Regions from separate parts of the Homo sapiens genome. Here region 2 is linked to region 1. A link is a loop called in an ENCODE intact Hi-C map of the cell type or tissue named here. Cell type or tissue: B cell. All regions are shown on one strand. Links, peaks and the distances in the headings refer to the core of each region. The heading gives the core; the rest is flanking DNA.

Region 1 (16,059 bases), core at 4,058-12,057:
CAATCACAAAGACTCAATCCCCAAACCTCCTGTTGACAAGAAAAAAGCCTGGCTTAATATATTAGAACGACCTGAAAACAACCCAACTCCAACCAAAAAAGCCCCAAATGTTAAATGCCAAGTAAAAAGAGGATGATTAAATCAATCAAAAGAATGTAATGTGATGGGCTACTATGTGACCCTTAAAAATGATTTCACAAGTGTTTTTAATGATATGAGAAAATGTTTAAGATATGTTAAGTGAAAAAAAATCAAGATTTATTATGCATGCAGAATGATCTCAGCTGTGTAAAATAATATCTAAGTATTAAAAAACTGGAAGGAAATGTTAAAATGTAATTATTATTGCTGGGGGGGGTGGAAGAGTTGTAAGAGACATTTTCTTCTTTAAGCTTTTCTTCAGTCTCTAAACTTTCTATAATGAGTGTGTTTTTACAACTAGAAGGTTAACAAAATAGCATTGTAACATTATAGAAGAGCAAACCAACACCAAAAAAGAAGAAAATAATAACATTTATTAAGTGCTTATTGCAGGCCAGCAGTAAGGACCATTGTCCTAAAGGTGCTTTACGTGCATTACAGGTTTAGTATCCCTTATCCAAGATGCCTGGGACCAGAAGTGTTTTGGATTTTGGATTTTTGGATTTGGGATTACGCAACCTGCATCTCATTTGATACTCACGACAGCCCTATGAAAGAGGTATGACTTTACCATGTTTGACAGATAAGACAATCAAGGGTTAGACAGGTGGCATAATAGGTGGAGAAGATAGGCTATGAGCCCTAACAGAATAACTCCAGTGGTTTTAACCACTATATGCCTCTCAACCACAATGGCATAATCTGTCTCCCTGCCTGCAAGCCTGACCTAAACATAAGCCTCAATGACAAAATCTACTTTAGAAGGCACTATAATAATTTAGGATAGTGTGACTGCCAAGGTACTAAGATACTCAGATAAATATTCAAAAGAGGAACTAAAACACCTCTAATGAAGCTATAAAAAGAATCCATGTGATAGAGCAATGCATCGCTGCAGTTGAAAACATACCAGCACAACAAATCAACCCACAGCTAAATCCCACTATACAAGAGAAGCTAGTAATAACTGTCAAAGAAAGACCCCTGGTAACCACTTATTGAACTACCATGAAAAAAGGAACTCACTAAAAGATACAATAACAATGAGCTAGACAGTAAGGATTTGAATTTGTCTCCCAAAAAGCCCCCTAGCAACAAGAGGCCTGGACCATCAAAGGCTAGAGAAAAGAAAGAAACTAAAGAGAAAAATAAAAAGCATTGTACTTGATGCCAAATTATATAAAATACAACCAGCACAGAAGGACCACCTTACTTTTCTTTCAGTCTAGCACTAAAGGCCTTTTGGTTAGAAACAATCAATTTTGCTTGGCAAAAAAAGGATCAAGACATAGAAGTACTTTGGATCAAATTCTGTAGAATCAGCCTATTTGAGATGCATTAAGGTTAATGCCAAAACCAATACGGTGTTCTGTTCACAGTTTCTTTCTAGAGGTTTTAAAAGCCGAAAAACATTAAAACTCAGAGTTTGAAGTGGAAAGTTTCTATCTGTAAAAACAAGCCACTTTTAGGTACTATAAGCTATTAAGATTTGGTAATTCTAAATTAATTATGTATTTTTTAAACCCTTGGTTGTTAGAAAAATATAAAGCTCGATTGCTACCTTACTCTTAACACCAAGACAAATACATGATAGATTAAATATTGAGAAAGAAAAAATAATAAAACATTCTAAAACAAAGTAAGGGTTAATATTTTTGTAATCTTAGAATGTGAAAAACTTTCCCAAAGATGACATAAAATTCCAGAAACCACAAGAAAAAGCTAATAAATCAAAATATATAAAAATTTAAATGTCTGAAGTTAGATACCATATACAAAGCTTTAAAAGATATTCTAGCAGAATATCTTTACCACATATGTTAAAAGGTTCATAACCTGACTTGATAGCTGAAGAAGTCTTTAAAATCAATAAAGAAAATAAGAATTCCATGGAAAATTCAGTAAATAATATAAAGCAACAATTCACATACCAAAAACGATAGGGAAATTTAACAATATGTATCAAAATTTCAAATTTGTGAACAGTTTGACCCAATAATTCTACTGCAGGAATTAATTCTAAGGGCGTACCATGCAAAGATGTTATTAAAGCAATATTTATTAATATTAAAAAGCTGAAGGCTACCTAAATGACCATCAGCTGGAGACTGGTTAAATCAGAGATCACAAACACAAATGTTTTGAGAGACTGGCAAAGACAACAGAAATAAACTCAACAGTCTGCTCATAAAACAAAAACAGGAAGTGATGGGGTCTGTGAAGAGCTGGAGAACTCAGACCCATTTCAGTAGTTCAAAGTATAAAAATTACATGTGCCACAGGCCAAACTGGCTCCCCCTTTCCCAGTCCCCACACACCCCCAGAGTGAGATGTGTAATCTGTAGCCATGGCACGAGCACTGCTGACTGTTCTCTCTGCAGCCAGCCTAGGAAGATCCCCTTACTCTGAATGCTCGTCTGTTCTATCACATTTGAGTAGATACAAAGGAGCTCATTGATGTGGCCAAACGGATTCTCAGGATTAACAAAACCTTAAAGGTCATCTAGTCTAACTTGAAGCTTTCCTTGAGGCTGCAGTCATTCAGACGTTTAGGCCCAGGTGAACAGTGTAGAGAGGGGAGGGGAAGGAAGTGGAAAGTGATGGAGTACAAAGCCAGAAGTCAGGGAATGAGGACTACACTTGGCTTTCCTGTGGGATTTTCATTTTCCACAACAACAAAATTGAGATGGGAGGAGAAGTGGTGAGAATTCTTAAAAAGCTGAAATCCTGTGCATCACATATTTTCTGTATCACTGTACGTAAAACTCCATTAACCGAATACCAGGAACTCAAGCATTATTCTAATATGAAGTGCTGAATTCACAGTACCATTGTTAAACATCCGTTTAGCAATGAACTCTGGGCAGCTGTTACCCTCACTGACCAAGCTGGCAAAGGGAAGAGTTCCACAGATAATGTGACAGATTGTATATGGTATTTTTACTGCAAGATCTTAATTCATCCCAGGAACTGTTTTAAAAGAATAGTTGTAGTTTATAATTGCAGTCTCAGCAGCACTTCCAAAAGTGGAAAACCTCCACTTGAAATTGGAATGGAACATTTCTTCCCAATGTGTGAAAATAACTTTATGCTTGGTCCTGCATATCTAGGAATAAGAGCACTTGGGAGGGGGTAGAAAATTTCCTGACTTTACCTCATTTTTAATAGCACTACATTAAGATTTATTAAACTAGATGCATCCATGTCTAAAGAACAGTTTTTGCTGTGTATTTTCTCCTAAGTAAAGGGCAAATGGAAGTGACTAGTGGGTCTATAAAGTAGATTCAAGTTTGCTCTCCCTCCAGCTGCTGGCCACCCTCTGATCCAATGCTCTGCAATGTGAACTCTGCTTGATGAAAGGGTACCCTCGGCAGCTGATGGATCCCATACAGCTCTCTCTGTCTCTCTCTGTCTCTTTCATACATACGCACATACATTTACTTGAGCTATTTTACATTAACAAATGTACCATCAGGAAAAAACTGTTTTGAAAAAAAAAACATCAATGTGGGAACTGTCCAGGACCTATAGCCTCCAGGCAGGCACAGAAGGGAAGCAATCAGAGAAAACACAAAAGGTCTATCAGTGTTTTAGTGAGTATCCTTGATATTTAAACCCTAGGAACAAGAAAGTCATAACAGAATTAAGCTCACCCTAGGAACAAGAAAGTCATAACAGAATTAAGCTCATCTTAGGTATAAAATAAATATCATGGCTGGGCATGGTGGCTCACGCCTGTAATTCCAGCACTTTGGGAGGCCGAGGCGGATGGATCACCTGAGGTCAGGAGTTCGAGGCCAGCCTGGCCAACATGGTGAAACCCCGTCTCTACTAAAAATACAAAAATTAGCCGGGCATGGTGGCGGGAGGCTGAGGCAGGAGAACCACCTGAACGCAGGAGGCAGAGGTTGCAGTGAGCCAAGACCACGCCACTGCACTCCAGCCTGGGCAACAGAGCAACACTCCGTCTCAAAAAAAAAAAATCACAAAGCAAACAATGTGTGAACTAGCAGGGCCTGCAACAAAAGTGTGAAATAAGTGTAGGTCTTCCTCTTACCTTCCTTTTTTAGGGCAGCCCACCTCAGTATCTTTCCCTTTTCCAGTAGTTCATCCATGTCTCCCACCCTAAGTGTTACACATGTAAATAAAATTTACTGAATGCCTACTCTGTGTCAGATACTCTGCTAAGCACTTTAAAAGCATTTTTAAATTAATCTTCTCAATAACTCAGAAGTAAATATGATTAGTATCTTCATTTTAGGTTGGGTGAGAAGCCTAGAGTTACTGGTCCCATAAATAATGAAACCAGCAATGGATCCAAGTCTATCTGCTCTTGGTCAGTATATCAGACTGCCTTCTATGCTCATGTTGGCGTCCTGGGTGTCCTAAGCATTTCTCTGCTTTTAAAAGAACAGGAAAAGAACCTTATATATACTGAGCATCTTTTACACACTTTACACAAGCTCTTTATTTTAGGCTCACATGATCCCTATGAGAGAGACGCATTAGCTGCATTTTTTAAATTGGCAAACAAAGACCAAGAGAGTTTGAGGGCTCTTGAAGGCTTAATCTTACCTTTAGCAGACAAAGAAACAGAGTCCCAGAAAGGTTAGGTGGCTTACTTAAGGACACAAAGCTAGTTACAGTCAGAGCTGAGACCTGATTCCCAACCCACTGCTCTTCTTCACTATAAATAAGCCATCACTCTAAAAGGAACCCACATATTAATAATAGATTAGGAATGCCAGGCACTTTGCTAAATGCTTTATGCTTTATCCAATTCGATCAAGGGAATTCCCAACACTGTATTTCCAATCAATGTTTTTTACTACAGTTTTACCAAAGAAGCAGGGAAGAAATCTAAATTCCACATCTATGAAATTATAGTCCAATTAACATATTCCTATACACATAGATGAATGGATATTACAAAAAGAAAATCTGAAGAAATTTAAAAAGATTTCCAAAGAGTGCACAATGGGCCCAAATAACATAATCAAATAACACATTCTGAGCACCTGCATGCTATGGCAATTCGCTAAGGGCTGCACATGTTAGAGAAAGAAAAGATGCAGCATCTGAATTAGATGAATGTTTACCATCGGCACATATATAACCATTCTCACACAAACAAACGTGCGTTATTCTGAGAAAAATAATGGTCTATCTTTTATTAATCATGCACCAAGGGTGGGACAGGTCACCTAGCATCTCTTGTCACCTAGCGCCTCAAAGCCTCTCTGTCAAATAAGTGGGAATAAGATCTATAAGATCTACCATGTGAGGATATTATGAAAAGAAGATGGTATAAAACATTTACAGGGACCTAACACACAACAAGCATTCAATAACTGCTATTTTCATCATTTCCTTGTCAAAATCCAAAATGTAGTTAGTCTTAAGAGACCAAGTGTGTCTGCCAATAAAATTTAAAATTAGACAAGATAATGAGCAACCAATATGAAGATTACTAAAAATATTCATTATCTAACACTGGAGTAAGAAAAGCAAATTAGGCTGGGCGTGGTAGCTCACACCTGTAATCCCAGCACTTTGGGAGGCCGAGGCGGGCAGATCACGAGGTCAGGAGTTCAAGACCAGCCTGGCCAACATGGTGAAACCCTGTCTCTACTAAAAATACAAAAATTAGCCAGATGTGGTGGCAGGTGCCTGTAATCCCAGCTACTCAGGAGGCTGAGGCAGGAGAATTGCTTGAATCCAGGAGGCGGAGGTTGCAGTGAGCCGAGATCACGCCACTGCACTCCAGCCTAGGTGACAGAGCAAGGCTTCATCTCGGAAAAAAAATAAATAAATAAATTTAAAAAAAAAAAGAAAAGCAAATTAGCAGAAAAGCCCATACTGATTAGACAATAGATAACAGAGTAGAAGAGAAGAAAAATTCAGGAACAAGTGCCTGAATGAGACTGACAAGCACACTGTGACAGAGATATAACCAGAAAATATATCAAATATTTCCTGTATCCATTAAGATTCCTCCACAATAGATACCTTTGTTTTCAGAGGTTATATTTGCTTTTTTTTTTTTTTCCTTTTAGTTTTGAGATAGGGTCTCATTCTGTTACCCAGGCTACAGTGCAGTGCCACAGTCATGGCTTGCTGCAGCCTCAACTTCCTGGGCTCAAACGATCCTTCTGCCTCAGCCTCCTGAGTAGCTGGGACTACAGGTACGCACCACCACACTTAGCCAATTTTTCTTTTTTTTTTTTTTGTAGATACAGGGTATTGCTATGTAGCCCAAGCTAGTCATGAACTCCTGACCTCAAGCAATCCTCCTGCCTTGGCCTCCCAAAGGGCTGGGATTGCACCTGGCGAAAACCAAAAATGTTCTTAAAATAATAATGCCTTTTTAGTTAGAATGACATTTTCTGGCTAGGTGCGGTGGCTCAGGCCTATAATCCCAGCACTTTGGGAGGCGGAGGCAGGCGGATCACCTGAGGTCAGGAGTTTGTGACTGGCCCGGCCAACATGGTGAAACCCCATCTCTACTAAAAATACAAAAATTAGCCAGGCATGGTGGCATGCACCTGTAATGTCAGCTACTCAGCAGGCTGAGGCAGGAGAATCATTTGAACCCGGGAGGCAGAGGTTGCAGTGAGCCGAGATTGGGCCACTGCACTCCAGCCTGGGCGACAGAGCGAGACTCCTTCTCAAAAAAACAAACGAACAAACAAAAAAAAAAGACACTTTCTGACAATAGCAAAATTACTGTACAACCCATAATTAGAAAGTAAATAAGAAAGAACAGCAAAAGAAAGTACAAATTAAATTGCTCCAATAAGAATTGTTTGCATAAACAATTAATGAAATACAAAGCTTGTCAATCTGCATTGTGTTCTCAATAAGCATGAAAAAAAACACTGTGAGTTAATAATAAATACTCCTCTAATGTCACGAAATTCCCAGGAAGATGCAATAAACCTGAAATCATTCTTCCTGGTTACTGTAGTCCCTATCACATGTTATTTGAAAGAAGATTCTTTTTCCTGGTTTATAACATTGGGTATTTAATATGTAAGCATAGTTTTTGTTTTTGTTTTCATGTGAGAAAACACACACACTTATGAATTAACGCAGACAGGAAGCCACTTAGGGGTCTGGGTTCCAGACCTGATTCTGGCACCAAGTAGGAAAGATGCCTTTGTAAAATGTCTCTGGGCTCCAGTTCCTCAAACTATAAGAGGATAAGAAACCCCACCCTGCTACCTCACAGAAACACTGTAAGCATTGCCAAACAAAAGAACAAACTATGAATGCATCTTTAACTATATTAAATGCTACCTAGATCTAAAGTGATAATGTTACTATCATCAGCAAACGGAGTCATACCAGAAATCCAGGCTTAACTGCTCCTTTGTCTTCCTCACTTCTGAATTATTTGTCATCATTCAAAGAGTTAATTTTTTTATAATAGTAAAATAAAATGTGAAATAAAAATAAGTGATAATACTTAATACACAATGAACCGAAAATAAACATCAACGGCCTTATAATTCTTGGCTAATAAAATTCTACCAAAGTTTTGAAAGTAAACTTAGTTCAAATAACCCAATGTATATTTCATTTGATCCTTTCTCCAACTCTGTGGGAAAAGCAGGATAGGTACTATTATGTTTAATTTTTACAGATCACAAACTAAAATTCAAAGAGGAGGGTGACTCACCCAAGGTCCCAGCTAAAGCCTGGGCCATTCACCCTTCTTCTTATGTAATGTAATGTTCATTCTACTGGTCTGTGTTACAAGTTTTCCCTATTTTCAAACAAACTCACTTCACACAATGTCAAATTTCTAAAGTGATTCAGTAACTTTTTTCTTTTTTTTGAGACACGATCTTGCTCTGTTGCCCAGACTGGAGTGTAGTGGCACAATCACGGCTCACTGCAAACCATATACTCCCGGGTTCAAGCAAGCCTCCCACCTCAACCACCTGAGTAGCTGGGACCACAGGCACATGCCACCCTACCTGGCTTTTTAAAATGTGCTTTTATTTTTTGTAGAGATGGGGTCTCACTATGTTGCCCAGACTGGCCTTGAACTCCTGGGCTCAAGCGATCCTGCAACCTCAGCCTCCCAAAAAGCTGGGATTATAGGCATGAGCCACTGGTTCGGTAATTTTATCATTCACCCGGCCTGGTTCAATAATTTTATCATTCATTTTACATAGCCAGCAAGCTCTGCCTTAAGCAAATGCCACACAGGAGATTGTGCACTCAAGAAGTGAAAGGGCGGCATCTATTGGTAGAAGTGTGTTACTGTAAGGGAAGTAGTTTCAGAGCTTCAAGATTTGAAAATTTCCGTTAACCTCAACAGTTCATGATTTGAGAGGTGGGTAGAAAGAAACACTGTATTATTGTATAGAGATGTAAGGAAAAGAAAGGAAGAAAGCATTAGGAAGTTCTAAAATTGATACCTATGATCACTTTGGTAATCAATTTCCAAGCAGTAATAGTTTTAATTCCTTTGTTTTAGAGTAGTTTTAGATCAGTCCCTCTGGGAGCAAGTATTCTTTGGGAATGTATCTCTGATTTTATAACAGAAGGCAATGGCAAATCACTGGGGGAAAAGTTTAGGTAGTGAAATTTACTCCATGGACAATGTTTCAAGAAAGGAGGGGAAAGTGGAAGGAGGGAGGAGAAGCTGACATTTATGAAGTGACTACAGGTGAAGTATCCCTTAACCAAAATGTTTGGGACCAGAAGTGTTTTAAACTTTGGATTTTGGAGGATTTTGAAATATTTGCATTATACTTACCTGTTGACCATCTCTAATCCAAAAATATGAAATTTGAAATGCTCCAATGAGCACTTTCTTTGACTGTTCAAAAGTTTCAAATTTTAGAGCATTTCAGGATTTCAGGTTTGGGATACTCAATCTGTATTATATTGCAGGCCCCTGATGTGCATTACTCCATTTAACTCTCATATAGGTTCAAAATGTATCCTATGGGTTCTAGTATTACTTCATTTTACAGATGAGGACAATGAAGCTCAGAGAGGAGAGGTAAGTGGCCCACAGCTACTCAGCAAATGGTGAAGTCAGGATTTGAACGCTGAAAGCCTGATTCCAATGATCTTAACTACCAAATCTACTGCTTCTTCACTAAAAGAACAGTCACTTTGGTACACTTGGTACACAACTGCAACTTTATCAAGCCTTCTAAACAAATGTAAAATCTTTGCTATTGTGAATAGTGCTGTAATGAACAACCTAAATGTTCATCAATGATAGACTGGATAAAGAACATGTGGTATATATATACCATGGAATATTATGCAGCCATAAAAAGGAAGGAGATCATGTCCTTCACAGGGATATGGATGGAGCTGGAGGTGATTATCCTTAGCAAACTAACACGGAACAGAAAAAAAAATGCTGCATGTTCTCACTTATAAGTGGGAGCTGAATGATAAGAACACATGGACACATGGTGGGGAACAACACACACTGGGGCCTGTCAGAGGGTGGGGGCTTGGGAGGAGGGAGAGCATCAGGAAGAATAGCTAATGGATGCTGGGCTTAATACCTAAGTGATGGCATGATCTGTGCCATAAACCAACATGGCACACATTTACCTATGTAAAAAACCAGCACATCCTGCACATGTGCCCCTGAACTTAAAAGTTGGAAATTTTTAAAAAAGAAAAAGTAAAATCTAACATTTTCAGTCAAAAAATCTGGATGTATCGAACAACCAATACCCTGAGTTGTGTTTTTTTCTCAGTAGCAGTACAATAAATTACCATCAATCAGCCTTCTCCTCCCTACACTGTCCATTAGAAATCTCAGTAATATCAGCATCAAACTCCAACAGAGAAATGAAGAAAGGAAATGAAACATGCTTTCCATTCCAGCATTACTGGTGCTTGGAGTAGGTGTGTTATCAAAGACAAAAGATGCTAATTGCGTTGTATTTCACTTGAGTAGTGGAGGATCCAGATTTGTATTAGGTAAAAGTGGTCCTGTTGGGAGAGGGAAATGACACCAGGAACACACCTTAGATAATGAGAAAAGTTCTGCATCATGTTTTTTCTTTCAGAGGCACTGGGCTACATAAGCAAATATCACTTTCAAGAGCTCTAATAGAGACCCTTTCTTTGGATGGAGTGGGAAAACTTGCATAAATCTCCTTTGTCTTCTCAACATTTCATGTCCCAGGAATAAGGATTACTGAATTGTCAAGAGTTCGTGTGAGAAAAAAAAACAGGAGGTAAAGCTGAAAAGAAAGACTGAAGAAAATATCTTCAACAGCTCAAAAGAAGAGTGAAAAATATGTGTCTAAGTGAATGAGATCATAATTCAAAAGCGTGGCTATAGATCCAGGAATAAGAAAAATACATTCATCTCAGCTGAAAACTAAAAACTGTGCTTTCTAGAGTAATAGCTAATTTACATTTTAAATTTCAGCCATTGAAACCTTCTTGATGAATAATAAACAACACTGAAGTTACAGTTGTTTTTCTTTTTCTTTTCTGACTTCAAATTATAGAAAAATTAAAGTAACTGAACCAAATCTGGCTTTGGTTGTAATGAGATTCAAACTTTAAAAACTTCAGGTTCTGATTACAGCAATTAGGAATTCCAGGCCTCCAGGTTGTTAACACCTGGCAACATTTTAATGCCTGCGGCAGGCTAACAAACAATGTTTGCCAGGAGATTGATTACTCACTCTTCCTGTGACACGTGATGTTATGACTAGAGTCTTAGGGGCTGCTTTATACAAACAGCACTAAAATGTGGCAGAGGGAGACCTCTGAATAAATCCACTCCTTGCTGTTTAAAAAAAAAAAAAAGCTAAACACGCTTAAAACATGTAACTTGCTTCTCAAAACTGACAAAGCATGAACCTAAAAAACCAAAACAATCATAAAAAATTGCATTCCCTATTTATGAATAGGTTTATGAAGCAATCAACTTAAAAACTGTTGCAAACAACCTAAATGTGTATCATCAGAGGACTGGCTGAATAAACTACAATACATCCTCACAACAGAATACTAAGCATAGGAAAAAAGAATGAGGACTATCTCTATGTATGGCTATGGAGTAATTTCTAGGATATATAATTAACAAAAAACAAACAGAGAAAAGTATGGACAGGACACTACTGTTATCTCAGAATGGTAGTACAAACATACATGTATTTGTCTGTGCGTGCATGCATGCATGCATACATGTGTCTTGTGTATATCTCCCAAACATTAAAAAAAGGAGGAAACAGAGGAGATAGGAATAGAAACTAAATCTGAACAACTTTGTTTTGTAGACTTGCCCCTTGGAACCATATAGTTTATATAATTATAAAGCAAAACAATAAAAAGCAATACCTCAAACAAAAAACAAAATGAAACAAAAAAACCTATTGGCCAATTAAGTTTGTGGCATAACCACGTAGAAATTATTCCCAGTAGCTTTAACATATAATAATTTCATTGTACATCTATATGGGATGTCCCTAAGGACAACAAGCTGCAACACAAATCTTTAACTGTTTTCAGTATTGTTGTCAGAAGTACTGGCATTATTATTCCGAGGCTGACATTTATTGTGAATTGAAAAACAAATGAGTAATTATATTAGAATTGCTGGGAAGATATTTGGCATGGGGGAAAGGATTACAGATGTGGGATGAAAGTGGTTAAGGAAAAAACTAGTAGTATTCAATCTACACTGGAAATAGCATAAGAACGCATGAGTTTGTAATAAACACATTTCCTGGATTCATACATTGAAAAGGCTTAGAAAAAAATGACCTAACTGCAATGAGCACAACTTGCACCCAGACTGTGGTCTCTAATTACCATTTCCCATTTTAAAAACCTGAGTTCCTTAAAAAAAAAAAAAAGGTCTGTTTCCAGGTTTGGAGCAAGACATGGACAAGATGAGCCTGGAACATCTCACATCTCATCATACTAGAAAGCAAGGATGCTCTCACAAACTACCAGGGAGTATATAAAGCATACCTCAATAAAACATTTAAAAGTAACTACTGGGGTTATATCAAGATGGAACCATTTGAACATAAGAAATAGATGAAAGGATTGAAACAGATCAAATATTTTTAAATCCACGAATTTATGATACAAAAAAAATCCCTGGTTATATCTTTGGAGAATGCCAGGGAACCAATACATTATTTTGAAAATTATAATAAAAATCAAAAAATCAAGTGCATATTCTGTCTTTTCTGTATACATTGTACCTGAGATTATCTAAATAATGAAATGCTTCTTTACTTCAATTGGTAAATGGAGAAGAAATGATCAAATGTCACCACTTTGTAACCTCTAATGAAATGGCATCCAGACAATGACCTTCACTGGTTTCTAACAACGGAAAAAGAGAGATGACCATATATCCAGATATTATGAACCTTCTGATGGAAGTATACATACCACCTATGAAATACCCTTGCCAAAAAAAAAAAAAAAAATCGAACCTGATTCTGATCAAGCTTCTAGATCAGCAATTCTCAAAGTCTGGCTTGCAGATCCCTGGAAGATCCCTGACACACTCTTAGGGGACTCTATAAGACCAAACTATTTTCATATTAATCTTAAGACACTATTTGACTTTTCTACTGTGTTGACATCTGTACTGATTACACAAAAGCAGTGGGGGCTAAAACTGTTAGCCTCAGTAGAAACCAAAAAGTGGCACCAAATAGTGTCAGCAGTTATTGCATTCTTTACAGTCACTGGCTACAGTTTTTTAAAAATCCTTAAGAATGTCCTTGATGAAGTAGTAAAAAAGTTCATGTCTTTTTAATAGTATCTATGATGAAATGGGAAGTCCGCATATAGCACTTCTGTTTTAACTGAAATACAATGGTCATTTTGAAGCAAAGCACTTGTGCAATTGAGCTGCAAGCTCAACCAGCTGCTTTTTCCACAGAGCACCATTTTACATGAAAAATGACAAACTGTGAGTATTCAGACTTGGGTATCTGGCAGACATTTTCTCAGAAATGAAAAAAGTGAGTCTGTCACTCAAAGGAAAACAACTAAGAGTGTTGTAGCTGATGATAAAATTCAAACCTTCAAATGAAAATAAGTATTCTGGAAAACTTGAATCTACCACTGTGAGCTTGACAACTTCCCTACACTTAGCTACTCTTCTGATGAGACTGGTCATAACTTCAAGGAATGTGGGGTTTTTTTATATTGTTTAATGAAATGTGCCAACATTTAGAAGATCCATGTAACTGAATGAACCAACATCTTCCAAATGCCCAATGCGTGATGTTACAAAATCATGTGTGAGTAAAAGTTCCACTCAAAATTTTAAAACATCAATGAATTTTAATATACAGAGTAAGAAAATTTCATGAATTTAGTTTTATATTCTACATTGCAACTAACCTATAAGAAACCACTACTTGTTGAGTTTTGGTATAGGGTCAAAGACTATCCACAGTTATCTTAAACAGCTATTACAATAGTTCTGTCTTTTTCAACTACACCTCTTTTTGCTAGGCTAGACTTTCTTCCTATACTTCAAACAGAACAATGTATTACAACAGACTGAATGCAAAACAGATAGGATCATCTATCTGTCTAAGCCAAAAAATTTGAAAAATGTAAACAATGCTATTTTTCTTACTCATTTGTTTTTGTTTTGGGAAAATGGTCATTTTTCATTGAAAAAAACTACATTAATGTATAATTAGCTTTTTTTTTAAGTAAATAAATTCTTTAAACATTTTTTGAGTTTTAATTTCTAATTCAGTAAATATTAGTATAAACGAAAGCCCTCTGGGGTCCTCAATAATGTTTATAAGTATGAAGCGGTCCTGAGGACCTCTGTTCTAGATAAAACTACCAATTTATAAGAAACTCAGGGAACATATTAAATAAGACCACTTAGATGCAATCAGCAATATCCCGAATGAAGGTTGAAACTATATGGGATAACAACTGGGTTTCTCCAACAGTATCTCAGAGTACACGAGCAGGGGTAGCAGAAAGGAAGGGCTTTAAATTAAAAGTGGCTTAAGAGACATATCAACCAACTTCCTATAAATCGCATTTGGATCCTAATTCAAACAAGCTAAAAAATATATATAAATCCAGGAGACTAAACAGTAACAAGGCATTTTTTGGCATTAAGGAAATTTATTACTCCTAATTTGTAAAAGTATGATAAAGGTATTATAATTTTTAAAAGGTCAATAATATTTTATAAATACACATGAAATATTTAGAAATGAGATATGCCTGGGATTTGCTTCAAAACAATCAAGCAGTGTGGGTGAATAGTGGAGGTGAAGGATTAAATAAAACAAGAATAGCTGACTTGATGATTGTTGTAACTGAGTAATGGGACATTAAATTTTACCTTACCATTAAAGGCTGGTAAATTTAAGAATATGCACTAACTTTTAGAGTCACTTTGAAATAAATGAACAATAATTTCACCAAATGTTTTGGGAGAGTTATTTTTGTCTCTATGAAATGGCAGATAAAGTTTCAAATTGTAGATAACTGAGTTCCCAGGAAACATCAAGATGCATTCTTGACAGTATTGACTTAAGCGTAGGCAAATAAAGCATTTCTTCTACCATTTCAATCATGATTTCTAATTATAAATAAGGTAGTAATAATTCTTGCCTCCCAGCAAGTGTCTGATTTCTAACATGTGCAGCCAAAAGCAAAAAGTACAACCTAATAATAAATGAGTAACTGACTATGTTCTGACAATTCAGTAAAGCTTCTTTGTAAAAACCCAAAGAAATCTCAACTTACAATCAGATTTGGAGCCCTGATCTAGGAGAGAATGGTTAAGATAAAGTTTCATGGAATCATAGGTTGTTATCGGCCTCCTGGGAAAAACTCAGGGCTAAAATTTATCCTTCCTTACCACAAAAAGCCAACTGAATGGCTTATAACTATCCAGGGAATTCAAACAATCAATTTTGTTCAGGTTCTGTTACTTTTATCAAATTAATTTTGAATTAACAGTTTGGTGGTTTTATATCCTGATGGACCCATTATCACACAACGTCAGATGGATATTAGCTCTCTGTGCTGCATTAGGACTCCATTTTTAATTTCTCTGATATACCAAGGAAAAAATCTAAAAGAGTACTAAATATTTCCAGCAAAAAAGGGTACATTGGGCATTAATTTACTTCACCTGAAGTTCTCTCCTTCGCTCCCTTCCTCCCCTTTTGCACACATCCACACTGGTAATGCTCCAGCTCAATTACTCAGTACTTCCTGGACCCATGCCACACTCCTTAGTATCCCCACAGACACACTTCATCTTTCAAAACACACTTCCAATGACACTTATTGGTGCCTTCCCTGGGGTTCTTGCTCTCTCTTTTGGGCTCCTACAGCCCCTTCTTTATGTACTTTATGGAGAGAACTTACCAGAATAGCCTAGAAAAATGCCACACAGTACAGATAGTTAAGAGGATGGGCTCTGGAGCCAAACTGCTTTGGTTAAAATCCTCACTGTGCCACTAACTGTCTGTATAACTGTAGTCAACCACCTCCCTTTTAGTCTCAGGGTTTTCTTTTAATTGACAAATACAGTTTGTACATATTTATTGTATACAACATGATGTTTTGAAATACAGTAGTCCCTCCCTTATCCACAGGAGATACATTCTGAAAACCCCAGTGGATGCCTGAAACTGTGGATGGTAACGAACCCTATACATTCAGCTTTTTCCCATACGTAAATACCTATAATGAAGTTTAATTTATAAAGTTGTTACAGTTAAGAATTTATCAATAACTAATAATAAAATAGAACAATTACAACAACAATTCGCGGATGGAAGATTCACATTTGTTCACAATTTTCATGGATGGATGATTCGTTCTTACCACAGATCTTAGCAACCTCAGCATATGGTTTTTCCCCCCTTATTTTTGGTCAAGAACTTTCACCTC
Region 2 (16,059 bases), core at 2,567-10,566, 68 kb before region 1:
ATAGACTACACTATAGTGCAAACATAACTTTTAGATACACTGGGAAACCAAAAAATCCACATGGCTCACTTTAATCCCAGCATTTTGGGAGGCCAAGGTGGGAGAATCACTTGAGTCCAGGAGTTAGAGACCAGCCTGGGCAACATAGGAAGGCCCCCGCCCCCCGCATCTCTACAAAAAATAAAAACTAACCAAATATTATTGCAATATTCTCTTTATTTCAGTGGTCAGGAACTGAACCCACAATACATGCTTGTCTGTGCTGGCATAAGAATAAACAGTCAAAAGAAAAGAACGGGCAAGGCACGGTGGCTCACGTCTGTAATCCCAGCACTTTGTGAGGCTGAAGCGGGCAGATCACAAGGTCAGGAGATTGAGAGGAGCTTGACCAACATGGTGAAACCCTGTCTCTACTAAAAATACAAAAATTAGCTGGGTGTAGTGGCATGTGCCTGTAATCCCAGCTACTCAGGAGGCTGAGGCAGGAGAATTGCTTGAACCCGAGAGGTGGAGGTTGCAGTGAGTCAAGATCATGCCACTGCACTCCAACCTGGGTGACAGAGCGAGACTCCATCTCAAAAAAAAAAAAGGAAAAGAAAAAAAATGAAAACCCATAAACAGCCCCTGTTACAATAAGACTTAAGTTATTGATAAAGTTTTAATTCTTAATCAATGGCAAAAGTTTAAATTATTCACTAAATGATCATAGGACAATTGCTTAATTACTTACAAAAAAAAGATATTTCCTATTTCACGCTCTATACCAAGATAAACTTCAGCTAGATTAAAGAATTATCATGTCTTTCAAAAATCACAAAATAATAACAAGTAAATATAGTGAATATTTATCTAACATCAGAGTCAAAAAGCCTTTTTAGCATAAAAATAAAAGGAGAAAATATGAATGAAAAGATTGAATTGATTACCCCAAAATTTAATCCTTTGGTACTAAGCAAAAATGAGGAAAGAAATATTTGCAATATAGCATCAAAGCATTTATCAAGTTTATCTCATTCAGTTCTCAGAACCATCCTATAACACGTATATGATTATCTCTATCTCTACTGGTATACAAAAATAAACAGGGGTTTTACAAAATTAATGTCAAACAGATAGAGCCTATGGCACCAAGATTCAAAACTAGGTCTGCCTAACTCCAATATACATCTGTTCACTACTGCCCCTTGTGTATGACAGGTTAATAGATTCTTAATATATAAACAGCTCTTAAAACTCAAAAATAAAAGGACCCCCAATAAAAATGAGCAAAATACAAAAACAGGCAATTCACAGAGAAAGGATACAGTCAGTATGCGAATATGAAGAAATGCTCACCATCATGGGTATTAAGAGGAAGAGGAAGACAAATTAAAATGAAATATTGTTTTCCGTTAGCAAAGATTTTATTTACTTATTTTTTTAATATCCTGTATGTAGTAAGAATATCCACTAAGGATCTTTGGCTGTGAGCAACAGCATCTGAGCTTTGGACTGTTCTGTTTAGAGAACTGGCTTATCTGTTCAAGACTCTAATGAAGGCGTGGGCAAGTTAGGGGTGGAGAAGAGTGCAGTGGGTGTAACCTGGATCCAGTGCCCTCAGCTTTGATAGGAGAAGTACCTGCTGATTGGCAACCAACCAGAATGACAGCAGTCAGGAGGCAATGGTTCCACCAAAGGAAGAGACGCTGGGCAGACGAAACAATAGAGGTCTATGGCAGGGCAGGTGGAGGCTCTTGTACACTCACTTACTTCCTTTCTGAAATTTAATTTGACCAGATATATCCAACGCCTGGAAACATGACTGTGCCTTTTGACCTAGCATTTCTAACTTTGACAAATTTACTTTAAGAAAACAGTCAGAGATGTGACTCCAAAATGTACACAAAAAGATGGTTATCACAGCTTTATTTATGAAAGTGGAAAATTGGAAACCTCCATGTTTCATAATAGGATACTGATTGTGTATATTTTGGCATATCTTTTTTCCCTAAAAACTTTACTGAAGTGATGTTTTGACATATAGATCTAACAAAACAGCATGTAGCCATCAGAAAACATGATGTTTAGAGAACATTTCACAGCACAGGAAAATGTCTACAAAATAATTTTAATTTAAAAAGCATTGGCATGGTGGCTCATGCCTGTAATCCCAACACTTTGGGAGGCCGAGGCGGGTGGATCACCTGAATTCAGGAGTTTAAGACCAGCCTGACCAACATGGTGAAACCCCGTCTCTACTAAAAATACAAAAAATTAGCCAGGCATGGTGGCGGGCGCCTGTGGTCCCAGCTACTTGGGAGGCTGAGGCAGAGAATTGCTAGAACCCAGGAGACGGAGGTTGCAATGAGCAGAGATTGCCCCATTGCACTCCAGCCTGGATGACAGAGGAAGACTCCGTCTCAAAAAAAAAAAAAAAAAAAAAAAAAAGAGCATTTCATGGCTGAGCACAGTGGCTCACCCCTGGAATCCCAGCACTTTGGGAGGCCAAGGTGGGAGAATCACTTGAGTCCTAGAGTTAGAGACCAGCCTAGGCAACATAGGAAGACCCCCCATCTCTACAAAAAATAAAAACTAGCCAAATATTGGGGCGCATGCCTATAGTCCCAGGTACTCAGGAGGCTGAGGCAGGAGGACTACTTGGGTCCATGAGGTCAAGGGTTCAGTGAGCCATGATGGCACTGTGCACTCCAGCCTGGGTGACATAGCGACATTCTGTCAAAGACAGAGAGAGAAAGAGAAAGAGAGAGAGGAAAGAAGAAGGAGAAGGAGAGAAAGAAAGAAAGAAAGAAAGAAAGAAGGAGAAAGGAAAGAAAGAGAGGAAAGAAGGAAAGAAAGAAGAAAGAAATAAAAAAGGAAAGAAAGAAGAAAGAAAAAGAAAGAAGAAAGAAAGAAAAGAAAGAAAGAGAAAGGAAAGAAAGAGAGGAAAGAAGGAAAGAAAGAAGAAAGAAATGAAAAAAGGAAAGAAAGAAAAAGAAAAAGAAAGAAAGAAAAGAAAAAAGAAAGAAAGAGGGAGGGAGGGGTGGAGGGAGGGAGGGGTGGAGGGAGGGAGGAAGGAAGGGCTCATATATTTGTCCTCCAAAATAAAGCTTCCAAGGAGGTGCCAGCATTCCAAAAGCAACATCAGATCATAGAAGACAGAGCCTCTCCTATCTTAATAGCTTAGAAGACAGCACGAGAGATTCACATTAAACCCAAGGAAGAACTTCCTGCTGCCAGGGCTGTCCTGGATTGGAATGGGTAAGTGAGACAAGCCCTGTAATATCACCCTCCTTTCTCAGGATCAGATGAGGTATTGACCTGCTTTTAAAACCCAGGAACTGAATGAGGGTGATGGGGAGGCCACAGTGGGAAGTCCCAGCTTAGTCAGGAATTAGCTGCGTGTCCTTGGGCCAGTCCCCTCTCATCTCTATCTCACAGTTTCCTCGTCTTTCAAATGAGAAGGCTGAGAGAATGTACTTCGATGGAGTTTCTGTTTAGGATGTCCCTTAGGATGCCAAGTCTCAGCTCCCTCTCTTCTACCAAATGCAGGAGGCAACATCAGAGATACGAAATCTAAGGTGGGGGTCCCTGGATGAGATGACATTTTTTTGCTCAGGATCCCTTAGGGCCAGAGAAGAGGTTCCAGTGGCCACACATCTGCTGTGACCAGCAAACTTAGCCAAGCCAAAAGCCATGCTCCCCCACCCTCAACAGCCAAGCCAGCCCCAGGAAGAGGGCAGTTCTATCAGAAGCCACTGGTGATCTCACCAAAGGCGGGGTGGTCTTTCTCCCATCCACAGGACCCAAGAGGAGAGGCCAGGGCTGGCCTCACTCATTATGCCAGCCTGGGCCAGCCTTCTTTGGCTGCAAGCTCTGGCCTAACCCTAATGCCTTCTCCCTTCCTAGGCATCCAGAACTCTGCAAACCCCCACTCCTTTGCTATTCAAAGCTGACCTCTACCCGCTGCCTAGACATCGCTGGGGCTTCAACATCTTTGAGAGCCAGGATAGCAAGCATCTGCCTCAACAACCTTCACCCTGTGTACAGATGAAAAAACTGAAGCCCAGAGAGACAAGACTTGCCCAAGATCACAGCCCAAGTCACCGATACAGGCAAGACTGGATCTGAGTCCCCCACATGCAGGATGTGCCGCCACCCTATCTTCAGCTATTGTGACAGCATCCCTTGCACTGAGTCCTCGGGCCCTCAGGGGGTGGGGCCAAGATGAAGCAGGCACGGTGTCACTCCACACCCCCTCTCTTTCCTCTCCTGACTAAGTTTCTCTGGCTTCCCTGAGGCTGCAGGTGTTAATCTGGGGGGCCCTGGGCCCTGAGCCGGCAGCAGAAATATGAGGACCCAGAGCCTTCTCCTCCTGGGGGCCCTCCTGGCTGTGGGGAGTCAGCTGCCTGCTGTCTTTGGCAGGAAGAAGGGAGGTGAGTGCGGGAAATCCCTCTGCTGGGGGGACCAGATTGTCTCTACTTCTCTAGGGAGAGTAAGGGTTTGGGGGAAGGCAGGTAATGCCCTGTGGGGTGTGTGTGCGCGTGTGTGTGTGCGTGCGTGCGTGTGTGTATGTGTGGATGCCTGATTCTTAGTGCTTTCAGAAGCCTGTGTTTTTATGTGTGTACATTTGTGCCTGTCCACCTGCCTGTGTTGGTATCTGTAAGTGTCTTTTCTGCCAGTTTCTCGGTGCTTGTCTGTGCCTGTCTATATGTCAGGGGGTGGCAGGGCGGGGAATGCATGTGCCTGTGTCTGTGTAGACATGTGTCTTTGCGTCTGCTTGTCTGTGCAAAGCTCTGTCTGCACACGTACACTTAGGAATGGCTGCACGCATGTGTCTGAGCTTGGTGCCTGTCCATGTGTGTCTCTGTGCCTTCAGGTGTGGGGAGGGACCCTGTCTGTGCCTGCTGGGCTGTGGTGTGACTGGGTCAGTGGGTCCACCACCCCATCTGTGGAAGGGACTTGGGAATTGAGGAGAGGGTGTGGCTTCTGGGATCTGGGCTTTGTGGGGAGGAAGCTCTGTCTCTAACTCTCATCGCCCCCAACCTCCTGTCCCCATTCCCACCCCTGACAAGGCTGGGGCTGGCCTGCTGACAGGTGAGGGAGGGCTGCTGAGTGGCTAGACAGGTGACTCCTGATCTGGGTGAGGCCTCCACCTGCGTCCTTTTCTGGGGCTGGAACACTCCAACCTACATTCACCTGTGCAACCCTTGCCCTGCCTTAAAGAAAGGGGACAGTAATGGGGACAGGCTGAGGAAGGAAGTACACTGGTGAGCTCCAAGGCTGGACCCTGTGTTGGCTGTGATTCATGCACCATCATCACGTAACTCCTCGACAAGGTGCTGTGAGGACAGGACTATTTTCATCCCCATTTTGCAGATGAGGAAAATTGAGGCATAGCGGGGAACCACTTAACAAGGTCAAAGACTGACTCTGAGTTAGTGCCAAATGTGGCATTTGAATGCAAGTATTTGAAATCAGAAAGATTCACCTTACCAACTATTACAGCAAAAACCCAGGACTGTACAGGACAATGCACCCCCAACATAGGAAGGAGCTGAGAGACCAGAGAATGACTTAGACAAGGCCAGATTAGCAAGTGCATGAGTGCAAGTATTTGAAATCAGAAAGATTCACTTTACCAACTATTACAGCAAAAACCCAGGACTGTACAGGACAATGCACCCCCAACATAGGAAGGAGCTGAGAGAACAAAGAATGACTTAGACAAGGCCAGATTGGCAAGTGCATGAGTTTATTAGGACTTCCAGGCAGGACACTCCTGGAAGGCAACAGGACAGGTCTGGAGACTTACTCCTTGTAAAATGGGGTCCCATGCCTCTCTCTCAGGAGTAAATGGTGTCTCGAGGAATAAGGGCCTGGCACACAGTAAGCACAGCATAAGTGGGTGATTTGGGGGAGTCATTGTGTTCCCAGGGAGCACACCCCAATATTCAGCCCAGCTGCTCAGAGGCAAAGAGCTGGCACAGCAGAAACCGAGCCTGCGCAGGGCCACTCTGCATGGGCAGGTGTGACAAGCTTGTCTCTCCCCCAGTTCACCACACCTTGTCCCCCACTGGTTTCTCTCCTGTAAGACATTGCCGAGCTGTTGGTAGAATTTCAGACAATGGAGGAAGGTGACGAAGCCAAGGGAAGGGAAGTCTCAGTTTGTTGCCTGTGGAAGCCCAGCCGCCTCTGTTTATAAGAGCTCCCCATTCTGCCCCCTTCTCACTCAAACGTCTGGGTGTCTCTGATACAAAGAGCCTGGCATAGTCCCTGATAAACAGCAAGTGCCTAATTAAATGCTGTCAGTGGTTATGTGGTATTGGGAAGATATATGTGTCTGTGTAGCTCTGTGCATATGATTCTGTATATATGACTGTGTATGCTTATGTATGTCTCTCTGTTCACATACATATGCTATATATTTATATATTTATATACATAACTGTGTGTGTCTGAGTGTCTATCTGTGTGTATGTATCTATGTGGGTAGGCATGTGTAAATGACAGTGATTATGTTCCAGCTCATATGTACATACATGACTGCCTGTTTATATATGTTTATAAATATATTGCATATATATAACTCTCTGATATATGTCCATATGTATATATGTGTGTATTAAGTTGAACCATGTAAAATTGCTACTTTTGTAGATAAAACAGTTGACTATCTGCAGTTTCCTACTGTTAAGCCTGTAGCTAATTGTGTGTCTAGATCTAAATGTGCTTGTGTATTTGACTATGTGTGTATCGTCTGTGTGTACAAGTGTATATATTTAACCATGTTTGGATACGATTCTTTTGCTCTCTAAGTCTACACACCCATGGCGCATGCATCTGGATGACCATCTGTGTGTGTGACTGTCTCGATGTACACATCTGTGAGTGGAGAACCTGGTTTGGAGGGACTGTTAGGAAAGGCAGGCAAACAGAGTGAGTGTGACCACCCAGAGCCTCTCACGCCGGCTCTGCACACGCCAGGCTTTTATCCCCACCTCCACATTGCAGCTATCGCAGTTCTTCCACTGGAAATGCCAGCTGTCATGCCCCATCCCTATCTGTCCATTCCCCAAGGCCAGCCCCAGGCCCCTCGCCACAGAAGCTCTCCCTGCCTGACCCACCCGGCTCCACCGGCTTTGAGTGCACGCAGCTCCGTTTGGCCCACCCTTTGAGGCCTGCGCACCTTTGACTTGGACTTGTGAATTCAGGGCTAAACCTTGGACCTCAGACAGTTTCCCAGGAACCCTCCCATCACCCCCACCACCCCAAACCCACACTTTTTCCCCCTCCCCACGCCAAGCCTCTCTTTCTCCAGCAGGGGGCAGCAATTTAATTTAAACCAACCCGATGTGACAGCTGAAGTTGACTTAGCGCACGTAGGATGTGAGCAAGGTGCCTACTTATGTGTGCAGCCAGCACCCAGGCAGGGGGCTGAGGGGGAGGGGCGGACACAGAGGTAAAGTCACAGAACCAGATCCAGCTGCCCCTCGGAACTCTTGAACATTTTCTCTGATGCTGGATTGAATTGAAGACCTGGGACCTGCTCCATCCCTACAGCTCAAAGACAGCTCAGGGTGGACACTCACAGAGGTCAGAGGGAGCCGGGCCCTGGGAGTCCTAAGCCCAGCCCATGTGGGTCTGGACAAGTCACTGCCCTTTTCAGGCCTTGATTTCCTCCTCTACATGGAGGAGGATACTGATTTCCAGCTTTGTGCATGAAATATGAACATGGCCCAAAATCCCAGCAAGAAGAATGTTAGGTAAGCTCTGGGACAGGACACTCTATACCATTCAGAGGAACGCCTCAGAGACAGAGTTAACGCCTGATCCTCGAAACCATGCCATTTGCAACAGTGATGAACGCAACGGTGCAGAAGACGTGGCCAGCTGTGGCTGTGACAGTGCACCAGGCTGGCCACTGCTGACGCACGTGCAATGCTGGGCCTCACTTCAAAACCCTTTCTTTCCAAGTCACTGAGCCCTACTGCTGTGCGCCAAGGGCTGTGATATGGACCAACGGTGAGCAAAGCTGGCAGGGTGTCTACTCTCCTCACCTCCAGCCAAGTGAGAGACACAGACAAACAGATGCAGCATCACAAACTCTGGAGGAAAGAAATGAGTGTGTGTGTGGGGGCCGGGGTGGGGGGGCGCTGACCTAGTTAATGTGGGGTCAGAGAAGTAGGGTCTTCTGAGGATGCGATGTTTCTGCTGAGTCCTAATGAGCTGACCAGGCGCATGGAGTACAGGAGAAGTGCACTAGGCAAAGGATGCGGCCCGAGCAAGAGCCCTGCAGAGAGAGCTGGCTTGGAGCAGATCAGGAGGCACTGAGTGGGAGGGCAGTAGAGGATGGGGCTAGAGAGATGGGCAGGGCCCAGACCAGGCATGGCCTTATTGGCCACAGTGGAGATGTTGGGCTTCATTTTCCCCTGTCATTTGTGCCATCTGAGTCTCAAACTAGCCCAGCTTCCCATTTCACAGCCAGAAAACTGAGGCTTGGAGTCATTATAAACAAACAAACAAACAAAAATAACAACTAGCCAAAAGACAGGCAAAAAGCAAGGGATGGAGAATTCAGTCTTGTCATTCCCAGGTCAGCGCTTATTACATAACCGTGAGCTTCCTCCAGCTGCAATATTAGGAGATTCTCTTACAGAGAAATCGGGGGGCTGCCCGCCAGATGATGGGCCCTGCCTCCTATCGGTGCCTGACCAGTGCGTGGAAGACAGCCAGTGTCCCTTGACCAGGAAGTGCTGCTACAGAGCTTGCTTCCGCCAGTGTGTCCCCAGGGTCTCTGGTAAATGCCTCCCCTCCACCTTGCTGACCATCCAAGCCCCAAGCTTCAGGGCCAGTGGGCAAGGACGGAGCTCACCCAGTTCCCTGTGTTGCAGTGAAGCTGGGCAGCTGCCCAGAGGACCAACTGCGCTGCCTCAGCCCCATGAACCACCTGTGTCACAAGGACTCAGACTGCTCGGGCAAAAAGCGATGCTGCCACAGCGCCTGCGGGCGGGATTGCCGGGATCCTGCCAGAGGTACGGCTCCTGGGTGCCCAGGGCAGGTGCCTCCCCTCTCCGAGCCCAGCTCTAATACTTTCTTCATTGCTACAAGCTTAACAGGATGCCTCCCCAGAAGTCAGGACCTCCCATGGCCAGGATTAGGAAACTGGATAGGGGTTGGAGGAGTCCTGCTAGGATGACAGAGGACCCGGGAGTCCTTGGTTCTCTTCTTGAGCTTGCTGTGGCACCTGGATGACAGCCCTAAACTGCTCTGGGCTTCTGTTTGCCCTTTTGAAGGGGGCAGAGGAATCCTGCCTTGGTGGCAACCAGAGCTGAGCTGGTGGGGCATGGATGGGAGACCAAGGCCAGAAACCAGAGCCCTATTATGGGAAGGAATTAACCCTTTCTTTCTCCCTCCTCAGGCTAATTCTGATTTAGGATCTGTGGCTCTGCACCTAAGCTGGGGACCAACGGAAAGAGTTCACGATGGGAGGCCTGGGGCCCTGCCCGCTGGACAGCACTATCTCTACCAGCGGTGGTTCCAGCCTTCTGATAATCACTGGCCTGCTGACACTTCCCTGCAACCCATCCACCCCTGGTTTCTCCTCCTGGGAGTCAAAGTCCATAGCCTGAGCTCGGAGGAAGGCCTCTGTATCACCCCAGTACTCTGCACCACTGCCATACGAGCTTCCCACCCTTCCTAACGCTTTCACACCAATCCGTACATGCTGCTTCCTCCACCAAAAATGCCCAATTCAGGCAGACCCTGACCTCTCCCTCAGGCAGCCCAACCATCCAGAATGAATATTCTTGCAGAGTTTTCCAAACATCAGTCATTCACCTCTTTCATGATTTTCACCATACCTACAAAATAGCACCATGATAGGTTGCACGCTGCCTGTACCACCATTTACTTAATGTTTTCTTTAAATGGCTCACTTTTGTATATAAATAAATTCATTTCAAAAGAAAATTGATATCACTACTATAAATGAGATCAATTACCACAAATGGAATTATGAAAACAAATGCAATGGAAACAGCTCAGTTCCATTAAAGTAAATCATGTCAGATTAAATGATATTAAATAGTGTTATTAAACTCTAGCTAGCTACAGCCACCTGCCAAGACTGAGCCTGAAGCCTGTACTCACTCTATGTTTTTGGTTTTTTGTTTTTTGAGACAGAGTCTCATCCTGTTGCCCAGGCTGGAGTGCAGTGGCACGATCTTGGTTCACTGCAACCTCCGTCTCCCGGGTTCAAGCGATTCTTCTGCCTCAGCCTCCCAAGTAGTTGAGACTATAGGTGCCCACCACCATGCCTGGCTAATTTTTGTATTTTTAGTAGAGACAGGTTTTCACCATGTTGGCCAGGCTGGTCTCAAGCTACTGGCCTCAAGTGATCCACCTGCCTCAGCCTCCCAAAGTGCTGGGATTACATATGTGAGCCACCGTGCACGGCCAGTCTATGTTTTAATCAATGAAGATTTTAAAGGGTTACAGATGCAAACATCGGCCGGGCACGGTGGCTCACGCCTGTCATACCAGCACTTTGGGAGGCTGAGGCAGGCGGATCACGAGGTCAGGAGATGGAGACCATCCTGGCTAACACGGTGAAACCCTGTCTCTACTAAAAATACAAAAAATTAACTGGGCGTGATGGCGGGCGCCTGTAGTCCCAGCTACTCGGGAGGCTAAGGCAGGAGAATGTCGTGAACCCAGGAGGTGGAGCTTGCAGTGAGCGGAGATCGCACCATTGCCCCCCAGCCTGGGTGACACAGCGAGACTCCGTCTCAAAAAAAAATAAAAATAAAAAAATAAAATAAATAAATAAATAAATAAAAGATGCAAATGTCTAAGCTGAGACTTTCTCCCTGAGGTAATCAGAAGAATTGAGAAGGGAATGACTTTCTCCCTCCAGGAGTCCATGTTATGTGACACTGCATCCAGGTACATACTAAGATCACTTCAAATTGCCCAAAATTTGGGGAAATGTTGCTCAAGTCGTCGGGATGTCATTATTGTGATGGCTCTCTCTCCACCTCACTCACCTCAGTTTCTCCTGGGTCCAGTATGCAGTCAGGGTTTAACAAGTGTTTCTTGCGGGGAGAAGGGGTCAATGAGGGAATGACAGTCATCCCAAGGGATATCCCTGGACCCAGACAGCTGGATTCCTGACTCTCCCACTTTCCTCCCAGGAAGGAGGTGGCAAATTCCCTGCTCTATCTGCTGGGCCTCTTGTGTCCAGCACAAGACTGAGGGACTGGGCGGTCCACTGTGGAGGTACACTTGGGAATCCTTGGTCTTCTTTCCCTGTTCTCTTGACCTTGCAGTATGATGACAGGTCATCCTTCTGCACTCTGGGCTTCTGTTTGCCCCATCGGAAGATGGAAGGGATTCTACTTCCTCACCCTCCTTGTTCTTACCATGGGATTCAAATGCTTGAACGGTTGACTCAAAAGTACCAAATGCTAACTACATGGATATAGACTGAGGTCTTGGAGAGGGGAAGGAGAACTATCTGGGAGTCACTGACTCTGAGCAAACTTGGATATTTCTGTTCCTCTTTCTGGGCCTCAGTTTCCCCATATACATATAGCTTCAGATAGTTAACACAGGTAATATTGTAGATTGGATTATTTGCCTACAATTGTCCCTTTCCCCTCCCCACCCCATGCTTACAGTGGCTTCCCTCAGGGAGAGTGTACAGCCTGCCCCAGTGACTTGGGCTGGGCGAGGAGACCTGTTTTAGCTAATGGGATGTGGGTGGCAGTGACAGTGTAGCCTGTTTAAAGACAAAACACCACCATTCTTTTTTTTTTTTTTTTTTGAGATGGAGTTTCGCTCTTGTTGCCCAGGCTAGAGTGCAGTGGCACGATCTTGGCTCACTGCAACCTCCACCTCCCGAGTTCAAGTGATCCTCCTGCCTCAGCCTCCCAAGTAGCTGGGATTACAGGCACCTGCTACCACACCCTGCTAATTTTTATATTTTTAGTAGAGATGGGGTTTCACCATGTTGGCCAGGCTGGTCTTGAACTCCTGACCTCAGGCAATCTGCCTGCCTCAGCCTCCCAAAGTGCTGGGATTACAGGTGTGAGCCACCTCACCTGACCTCCACCCTTCTTAGAGCTTCTGCCCTCTGCCATGAGAAGAGCTTGCCCGGAGCCACTTGTCTTGCTGGAGAGACACCTGGGGCAAGCCTGAAGCTGAGCCAGACCAGCCAAGCCTCAAACTTGCCAAAGAGAAAAAAATATTTGTGGTAAGAAGTCACAGAGATTCAAGGGTTGTTTGTCACAGATTTATCACAGTAAGAGCTTGACTAATTCAGATTCTGGTTATTAGTCTGTAATGAACGTCTACTGCAGATCTCCCACTTTTAAACATCATTTCATTCATCCAACCCATAACCCTGAGAAAGGCTATTCCCATTTGACAGTGAAGAAATAGTGGTTATGAGATAAGTGACTTGCCCAAGACCCCCAGCTGAGAAATGATGTAGCCAGGATTAAACCATACCATATTCCTCCCTTGAAAGTAATAAAGGCAGCAACAGCTAACAATTACAGATCATGTGCCATGGACCAGGTATCATTTTAATCACTTTACATGTATAATCTTGTATAATCTCATGAAATCCTCATATCCTTATCGGGTAGGCTTCATTACTTTTCCCCATTTCACACATGAGGAAACTGAAGCACAAAGAGGTTAATTTGGCCAAAGTTGTCCAACTTGTAAGTACTAGAGCTGGGATTCAACCCCAAGCAGTCTAACCATAAACTTTACATCCCTATTGACTACTCTAATTAATTACAATCGGTCTTTGAAGATTTCTCCCACTTAAGATTCCTCCCATTTGAAGATTCAGTGTCCATATCTGAAAAATGAAGATCACAAAGACCTAAGAAGGTTAAGTGACCAGACTTAATTCTAGACAACTGGAACCCAAGCCTGTTGATACACAGCTTATTGCCCTAGGTTTCTTTCCTCAAAGGCATCAGGAGGAAAATTAGGGGGTCACAGCAGGAAGCTCCCAGTTAAGCCAGTTAAGACTTGGCTGTCAAGAGCCCTGTGACTATCCTGGAGCTCTGAGTTCTGAGCTAGGTCCTTGGAATGGCAAGAGGTGACAGGTCACAGACCATGGCTTCTCTGGCTATAGGTAGCAGCATCTACACAGTCCATTCTAGATTCCCTGCTCAGCTTCCTGGCTAACTCACTCCCTGTTCCAGCAGTTCTGTGAGCTGGTCTATGCAGTGCCATCTCTGAGTTCAGCTCCAACCCAGTCAGCTCTATCTGTACTGCCTGTCTCCTCTGCCTTTCTGGAAAGTCTCCTAGGAGGCTGGTTCCTTTTGCAGACTCTAACCTTGCTTTCCTCCCTCACTTATTCAATAAATGTTTGCTGAGCACTTAATATAGGCTTTAGGCTGTGCTTCGCAGAACTCATGCACTAGTGGATGAGACAAAGCCCTAGCTAGAGAGTTGCATGACATATACCAGACTAGAGAGGTCTGGGAGGCTATGGGAGGCCAGGAGAGACCTAACTCAGCCTAGAAACCAGGCAAGTCTTCCTGAAGATGATATCTAGGTCAAGACCTTGAGTTTTAGCAGGAGCTAGCCAAGTAGAACACTTGTAATTATCCATTCTCCCCTTCTTCCTTACCAATAGCAGTGTCCCTGGTTAGAAATATTTGCCCCACCCCACCCCCAGGCTCTTGGAGTGCCAGTGACATTCCATATTTTGTCCTGGGTGGTAGTTACAATGGATACATACATTTATTTACAAAAAAATCATTCAGCTGTTGTGCACTTTACCATAGGAACAGTATATTTCAATTTTAAAGGTAAATTAAAATTTTAAAAATATGTTTCCTCTCCAGGCTCCCTTGCACCAAACAATGATCACGTGACCCAAGACTGGCCAATCAGAAGTAAGAAAAATCTACTAGGCGGGGCTACATGGCAAGCTATAGTTTTCCTAACTAAGGAGATAGACTTGGCCTTTTGTCTGTCATCCATTTACCCTGTGTCCTTCCTGGAACATGGCTGCTGCCACTAGAACAGCCATCTGGTGTCCTTGAGGATTGTCTTAGTTGGGTTCCCCCAGAATAAATCTTGAGATGAAGAATCATATGACAGTGATGCTTTGGAAATGTTTCCAGGAAAAATGGCTATAGGAGTACAGAAGTTCACCAGGAAGAGAAGAAGCCAGTGAGGATGTGAAATCCAGTGAAGTCCCACAGGGCAGTTCTAGAAACAAGAAATGTTTCTATAGATGGAGCACATACATTCTCAGGTACTTCAGGTTCTCCCTGTGCGGAGCCATAGCAGGCTCTGGCAGCCTCAGGAAAGCCCCAGATACCAGCTGTCAGGAGGAAAAACATACCAGGAGCCTGTGTGCACAAAAGCGGTAAAGGATCCCAGAGGAGCTGTGGGCACGAATGAGTCACATAAGAATGGTGGAGGAGGAAGTGACAAGGAGCCTGGGTCTTCAGGGCTATTCATGAGCAGCTGTACCTACCCTGGCCTGCCAAAAAAAAAAAAAGTAAACTCTTCTCTAGTGAAGTCACTGTAATTCCGTTTCTGTTCCCGCAGCTAAGTTAAATTCTAACTGATATGCAGGGTAAAGAAAGGGCAGGAGGAGTTGTTCATGGAGAGGGAACAGCATGTGCTGGTCCTCATCTCAATCCTGAAAGGTAGGTGTTGTTCCCATTTTACAGATGAGGAAGATAAAGATCCAAGAGAAGTGCTTGGCCCAAGGTCACACACCAGTTTAGTGGCAAAGGCAGGATTCGAACCCAGTGTATTCATTATCTATTGCTGTGTAACAAGGTTTCACAAATGCAGCAGCTTAAAGCAACACACATGTATTATCTCACAGTTTCTATGGGTCAAGAACACGGGCACAGTTTAACTGGGTCTTCTGCTTCAGTTTCTCTGCTTCACGAGACTGCACTCGAGGGGTCGGCCATGGTGGGAGTCTCATCTGAGCCTCAATTAGAGAAGGATCCACTTTCAAATTCACAGGGTTGTTGGCGGAATGTCAGTTCCTTGAGGACTAATGAAGTGAATACCGCAGCTCCTGGCTGGTTGTTGGCTGGAAGTCCTCCTCATTTTCTTACCTTTCCCGCCTGGCAACTTGTTTCATCAAAGCCAGCTGGAAGTCACAACCTTAAGTAACCTAATCAGAGAAGTGACATCCCATCACTTTTGCCATATTCTGTTCATTAGAAGCAGCTCAGTAAGGCCTGTCCACACACAAGGGGAGGGGATTGCACAAGGGCATGAACACCAGGAGGCCGACATCACTGGGAGACATCTTAGAAGATGCCCGTCACATCCAGGTCTACTTAATTCCAAAATTTTCTGTATTTTCTGCAAAATCAAGCTTACTCTGAAGGTAAAACCCCATGGATTCCAATGACTAAACCTGGTCAGGGACTGAGGGAGAATTTGGGGGACAGACCATCCATGGTACATGAAGGACAGGGATGCCCCGTCCTTCCCACCCATAAGGCCCACCTTCCCACTCTTGTGGCTCACAGATTCCACCAAAACTTCATTTACCTCTCACTGTGTAATCTGGGGATGAAACCAGATCCTGGTTTCATTCTCTTCTGCCTTTGGGAAATAGGTCTGTCTTTTCTCTCAATTTTGGAAACCGTCTCTGCAGCTCCAGGGAAAACTCCTGAGTCCTGAGGGGTAGCAAAGGCTGCAGACAAACTCTTAGGCCAGGAAACAGAAGACCTGCTTCTCGGCAAATCTGCCTCAGTTTCCCTGTTGGTCAAATGAGGGAATTGGGCAAGATGCTCACTAAGCAGCTTCCTGCTCTAACTTCTTCTTTCGAGGGAAAAACTAAAGTGGCACAGCCTAGGGCTGTGCTGTCTAATATGGCAGCCACGAGCCATGTGTGGCTACCGAGCACATAAAATGTGACTAGTCCAAACTGAGATATGCTATAGATAAATCTCAAAAAATCTCTCTCAAAAAATAAAAAATAAAATAAATTAGTACACTAGATTTATATATGGGAGGCAGAATTCAGATGACCCCTCCTCAATGATCCTCATCCCTGTATAATCTCCTCCT

The links. A loop is a pair of places that touch in the nucleus more often than their neighbours do. Peaks named below come from ENCODE experiments on the same cell type or tissue, not always from the same donor. Only the 100,000 strongest peaks of a DNase experiment are listed, where the experiment ranks them.
Region 2: it touches region 1 in a loop (22-fold over the local background); 12 of 110 quality-filtered maps call a loop at or near these places.

Annotation. Positions count from the first base shown.
Region 1 is chr20:45,036,577-45,052,635 of GRCh38, reverse strand. All of the region lies in intron 10 of STK4 (serine/threonine kinase 4), which reads right to left. Among named protein-coding and RNA genes, the nearest start is that of KCNS1, 57 kb to the left of the region's middle. RefSeq lists a silencer at 737-806. In B cell, for the core only: CTCF peaks have their summits at 8,211 and 8,412; a DNase peak (open chromatin) is centred at 8,385; H3K27ac peaks cover 4,740 bases.
Region 2 is chr20:45,103,352-45,119,410 of GRCh38, reverse strand. It overlaps WFDC5 (WAP four-disulfide core domain 5), which reads left to right and starts at 4,237. Exons shown (of 4, transcript NM_145652.4): 1 at 4,237-4,412; 2 at 8,636-8,776; 3 at 8,871-9,011; 4 at 9,398-9,948. The coding sequence starts at 4,328. The coding sequence ends at 9,402. RefSeq lists enhancers at 3,800-4,299, 4,300-4,801. In B cell, for the core only: CTCF peaks have their summits at 7,102 and 7,301 (motif pointing right); a DNase peak (open chromatin) is centred at 7,340.